Linked DNA regions of Homo sapiens: region 1 is linked to region 2. Evidence: read pairs that join two places in POLR2A ChIA-PET (ENCODE). Cell type or tissue: Panc1. All regions are shown on one strand. Each heading gives the region's core, and the rest is flanking DNA. Links, peaks and the distances in the headings are about the cores only.

Region 1 (2,920 bases), core at 322-2,821, 130 kb before region 2:
CCTTAATTTAAAATAATCTTCCAACAAGTCCAAAAAGTCAGATCAATAGTCCAGTCTTCTATGCACAGGTATATATCACTGCAAACGTTTTGGAACTAAACTGAATCAGTTAAAAAGGTTCTCGGGAATTTGCCATCTTCTTAGAAAACTTATAATGGTATATTACAGTGCTGGAGGCTGAAAGAAACCTTCCAAATTATCTGGTCCAACCCCATCATTTTACAGATGAAGAACTTGGAAAATAAACTGGCTGATCCAACACACTGAAGACTCCAATTAAAACATCTGCTTAATTTTAAGGTGGCTGACAAATTTGGAGAGTGGGGTGGGAAATAAAACCTCCAAAACATATTTTAGTAGTAATTTTGATCAAGGGGCTTATTAAATGAAGAAAGAGTAAAGATTGTGATCTCAGTAGCACCCCATCCCAACATCTAGAAACCTGAAAGATTAAAAACTGCCAGAGTGAACGCACCGAATCTATGAGCAGGGGCAAAGGAAGAGAACGCAGGAGCTCTACCCTGAAGTCTGATGGCCTAAGCACCAAATACTGGCCTAATTTTATATCTAACTGATGGGTGTCCAGGAGCTGCCCTGATGTGATGGTGCCTCCATTTCCGGAGAAGTGGAGATTAGAGAAAATACTTCCCATGCGACAGAGGTACATGACCATTGACCTGACAACAGAAAGGTGGCTTAGACCCCTTGTTTGTACTCAGTGGTACCTGGACCAGCAGCATCAGCATCACCTGTGAGCTTGTTAGAAATGCAGAATCTGGCTGGGTGCGGTGGCTCACGCCTGTAATCCCAACACTTTGTGAGGCTGAGGCAGGCAGATCACTTGAGGTCAGGAGTTCAAGACCAGCCTGGCCAACATGGTGAAACCCCATCACTACTAAAAATACAAAAATCAGCCAGGCATGGTGGTGCATGCCTGTAATTCCATCTACTTGGGAGGCTGAGGCAGGAGAATTGCTCGAACCCAGGGAGGCAGAGGTAGCAGTGAGCCGAGATTGCGCCACTGTATTCCAGCCTGGGTGACAGAGCGAGACTCTATCTCAAAAAGAAAAAAAAAAGAAAAAAGAAAAAAAAAGAAATGCAGGATCTTGGCCCCACCCAAGGAGTCAGTATATGCATATTTACAAGATCCCCAGGTCCTTCTGTGCACATTAAAATTTGAGAAGCATTGTTTAGCTAGCATAGCAGCAAAAGAAAGTATAATTGACTACCTGTAATCTAAGTTTCAAGAATAAAATAACCTCCTCTACTCTATTACCCACTCCACTCTCTTTGATCTTTAAGCTTTACTTTAAACTTTACATGGTCTAAAATTTAGCCTAAATTTTAAATGGGCTTAGTGAATATCTCATTAAATAGTCCTTTTTATCAAAAGGTATCTCAAAGTTAAGAAAAATAGACATATAGCCATGTAAATATTCTGGGACTTTTACCATTTTAAAGGGTTACATAAATTATAAAGTGAGGTATTTTTCATGCTATTTACTGCTGGGGTCTGAGTAGGAACATGACCAGTATTTCTTCAGTTGGGAGTCAAAAACCTCAGGTATACCAGGTGAAGGAGGAAAATTGAATTCAGAAGAGAAATGTGTTCCTGGTGAAAAGGGGAACTTCTTGTAAGGGAATGTTATGATCAAAAGGCTGTAAAGGTCACATGGCCCAACCCTGGCCCCAAAGCTAAATCCCTTTACAGCACGTCTGCAGTATCTACTCTCTTACTCCTGGAGATGTGGCACTTACCACCTTCAAAGGCAACCCATTCCACCTTCACACAGCTCTAATAATTAGGAAGTTTTTCCTAAAATTTGTCTCCCTGTAGTTTCAATAGCCCTACAATCAATAACTCCACAATTATTGTCTCTACTATTAATTCATCCCCATTATCAATTTTCCATTGCATTTCTTTTTTTTTTTTTTTTTTGAGACAGGGTGTCACTCTGTTGATCCCCAGGCTGGAATGCAGTGGCTCAGTCACAGCTCACTGCAGCCTCAACCTCCAAGGCTCAGGTGATCCTCCCACCTCAGCCTCCCAAGTAGCTAGGACAACAGGTACACACCACCATGCCCAGCTAATTTTTGTATTTTTTGTAGAGACAGGGTTTTGCCATGTTGTCCAGACAGGTCTCAAACTTCAAAGCAGAAATCCTTCTGCTCCAGCCTCCCAAAGTGCTGGGATTACAGGCATAAGCCACTATGCCCAGCCAGTTGTTTTTTTTTTTTTTTTTTTTTTTTTTTGAGATGGAGTCTTGATCTGTCACTCAGGCTGGAGTGCAGTGGTGCCATCTCGGCTCACTGCAAGCTCCGCCTCCCAGGTTCACGCCATTCTCCTGCCTCAGCCTCCCGAGTAGCTGGGACTACAGGCGCCCGCCACCTCGCCCGACTAATTTTTTGTATTTTTAGTAGAGACAGGGTTTCACCGTGTTAGCCAGGATGGTCTCAAACTCCTGACCTCGTGATCCGCCCGCCTCGGCCTCCCAAAGGGCTGGGATTACAGGCGTGAGCCACCGCTCCCGGCCATGCCCAGCCAATTTCTTATTGGGATTCTTTTTTTTAACAGAGAAAGTCAAAGAAACAAGTTTCATGTACTTATTTCTCATGGGACTGGGCAGCTGGTGTAGTAACGTATATGAAAATATTAGCTTTTGCTTTTATTTTGAGGTACCTTAGGAAAACCTCATGTATGCAAGAGGAGTATTTTTTAAAAAGATGGGTTATCACAAGTTATAGGGAATGTACCTAAGGACACAATTATCCCAGAAATGTAGTGTAGGGAGAGTACTGTCTTTAGATACTGTTCTAGCCCTAAGCTTCCTGGGAGTCAAAGCAGGTATGAAATGTGGCAAGAAGGTCATACTTCAAAAATATTTAAGATTTTCTGGCCTAGGTGAATCACAGATTTTTA
Region 2 (2,920 bases), core at 79-2,578:
TAATTGTAGTGTTAAGAACTTTCTATATTTAAAAGGACTGGCAGTGATCCTTAGGCAATTCAAAAGGTAACTTGTTTACTTCCAGATGTAATAATTTTTTAGTGGGATTGGTTCTAAACGGTCAACCTGTTTGTTTCTCTTGACTGATTATCTTAATACTTTAGGGTCATTTGGTTTCTGGAAGGTATTTAATTTACAGCAGTTTGGATTAAAAATTAATTCTCATTTCTAAAATCGAATTCTCCCTTCTATTAGTACTTTTTTGGAGGGTGTGGGGGCAGGTGGTGGTGGTGATGTTGCTGATTAAATGATTAGGTTCAGTTGAATTGGAGTTAGTCCTGGGTTCAGACAGTGATTATGATCAAGATGGATGATATTTGGTTACCAGGTGATTATTAAGGAGTCCTCTGAGACTAGGATGATCAGTTTAGATTCCAGGAAGATCTAGGCTCTCTCTGCGCCTGATATGATGTAACCTTTTGCTTTCCTGCACCTTGCCCTTGCTGTATTTTCAAGAAGCTCTTCCTAATGTGGGGAAAGTTGTGGTGATTTCAGCTTAGCTCTAGCTTGGCTAAAAATAGGACAGCAGATGAGTCTCTTTGACTTTCAGAAAGTTATTTCAGATTGCCCTAATTTCCTGAAATGTTCTTGTAGCTGGAGCAATTCTAGGAAGTATTTGAACAATGCCATTTTTTAGTCTTATGGTGCTACACAGGGGGGCCTGGAATTTCTTACATAGTGAGAATTGGTTATTTGATGCCACTTTTATTTTTATTTAGAGTTTTTTTTAGAGACAGGGTTTGGCTATGTTGTCCAGGCTGGTCTCAAACTCCTCCTGTCTCAGCCTCCCAAAGTCACTTGCCTGATAGAACTTGCCACTTCAGAGTACCTGCCTGATCATTTAGCTGTTTGTATTGATGCTGTTTTTAGGATGAAGGGCAGTTAGGTGTTTACTTCATTTAAACAAGCATCTGTTTTTTACCAGGCACTGTGGGCAAACAAAGTCTGGGAAAGTTGCCTCAACCTTCAGGAACTTTTAAACCTTAGAGAAAATGTAATGTAATCGATCAGTTATTGTACAAGGCATAGTGTGTCATATGATGGTGCAAGCAAATGCTAGGGGTGTTTAGAAGTGAAATCTCTCCCGAGTTGATGGACGATTTCGTGAAGAAGGTGGTGGATTTTTGCTTCGTTCTGATGGAAAAGGCATTCCATTCATGAGAAATGGCATGAGCAAAAGTGGAGAAGGACAGCAATGACTTGTCAATTTAAACTGCAGTTCATGATTAGTGTAAGGGATATACACATGATAGGTTTGCAAAGGTAGGTTGTAGGATTTTCTAATGCAGGTTAGAAAGTGGAGACTTTTTGTTAGGCAACTTGCAGTTTGCAACACGTTTCTTTCCTTAGCTCAGGGGAGGAATGGTAGCTTTAGTTAAGGATTTCATTGTGGAACTCTACAAAAATGACACAGATTCTTTTTTTTTTTTTTTTGAGACGGAGTCTCGCTCTGTCGCCTAGGCTGGAGTGCAGTGGCACCATTTCAGCTCACTGCAAGTTCCGCCTCCTGGGTTCAAGCCATTCTCCTGCCTCAGCCTCCGAGTAGCTGGGACTACAGGTGCCCGCCACCACGCTCGGCTAATTTTTTGTCTTTTTAGTAGAGACGGGGTTTCACCGTGTTAGCCAGGATGGTCTTGATCTGCTGACCTCGTGATCTGCCCGCCTTGGCCTCCCAAAGTGCTGGGATTACAGGCATGAGCCACTGCGTCCCTCTATGTATGCCCAGGCTGGAGTGCAGTGGCGTGATCTTGGCTCACTGCAACCTCCACCTCCCAGGTTTAAGAAATTCTGTGCCTCAGCCTCCCAAATAGCTGGGATTACAGGCTCGTGCCACCACGCCCAGCTAATTTTTTTGTATTTTTAGTAGAGATGAGGGTTCAGCATCTTGGCCAGGCTGGTCTTGAACTCCTGACCTCGTGATCCACCACCTCGGCCTCCCAAAGTGCTGGGATTACAGGCGTGAGCCACCGTGCCCGGCCGACAGATTCTTTTTTAAACCACCTTTACAGGGACAATATTATCATCCACAAGAGTATTATCTTCTAAGCAAGCTCATTTGGAGGTTATGCCTTCCATTGCTGTTACAGACCTATTTTTGGAATACCTTTAGGATTGACAGATTATCATCCTTGGAAGTTGGAGTTGGTATTTGGAAAGAGTCAAAAAGTATTTGCTGTGAAATGTGGCAATTAAAGGTATATGTTAAATAATGGGATTGGCTTTCTTCCCTGGCTTGCAGTCTAGCTCGGAAAGCTCAGTAGAGGGGCTTGATTTGTTTCGATGTGCCTCTGAACCTCTCTCTTAATTCATATTTCCCGTAAGTCTGTCCATCTGTTGTGTGGAATCTCAGTTTGTGATATTGGATAGATGCAAATAAGCAAAGCTGTTACTTTTCATAGTTTCAAATGAAAAACTCAACATCACTACTGTATAAATTATTTTCTAGTCTATCTGTGTTTATTTTTAAATTCCTTTTACTATTCTATACACTTGCACATTGCTCTGGGGGTAAAAATCCAATATAAACCATTAGCTCATTTTATTGACCATTCTTGTATTCAGCAAGTATCCCAAGTACAGTGGTCCATACCTTGAATTTTTTTTCACTTTTTAAGTGAGATATAATTTACATACCATAACAACTTAGTGGGTTTCAGTTATTTCAAATACAAGGTTGTACATATATCATCACTGTCTAATTCCAGAACATTTTATTTTTATTTTTTCTCAGCAGTGGGGTCCTGCCATGTTGCCCAGGCTGGTCTTGAACTCCTGGGCTCAAGTGATCCTCCTGCCTCAGTCTCCCAAAGTCCTGGGATTACAGGTGTGCGCCACCACACCCACCCTCAAAACATTTTTA

Evidence for each region. Peaks named below come from ENCODE experiments on the same cell type or tissue, not always from the same donor. Only the 100,000 strongest peaks of a DNase experiment are listed, where the experiment ranks them.
Region 1: POLR2A ChIA-PET joins it to region 2 with 7 read pairs; 5 of 35 experiments call an interaction of 5 or more read pairs at or near these places.

What each region holds. Positions count from the first base shown.
Region 1 is chr10:96,703,659-96,706,578 of GRCh38, forward strand. All of the region lies in intron 2 of PIK3AP1 (phosphoinositide-3-kinase adaptor protein 1), which reads right to left. Among named protein-coding and RNA genes, the nearest start is that of PIK3AP1, 15 kb to the right of the region's middle. In Panc1, for the core only: no CTCF peak of the experiment used is centred there; no DNase peak of the experiment used is centred there.
Region 2 is chr10:96,835,516-96,838,435 of GRCh38, forward strand. The region is part of intron 2 of LCOR (ligand dependent nuclear receptor corepressor); the gene reads left to right. Among named protein-coding and RNA genes, the nearest start is that of LCOR, 4.7 kb to the left of the region's middle. RefSeq lists an enhancer at 1,757-2,257. In Panc1, for the core only: no CTCF peak of the experiment used is centred there; no DNase peak of the experiment used is centred there; H3K27ac peaks cover 441 bases.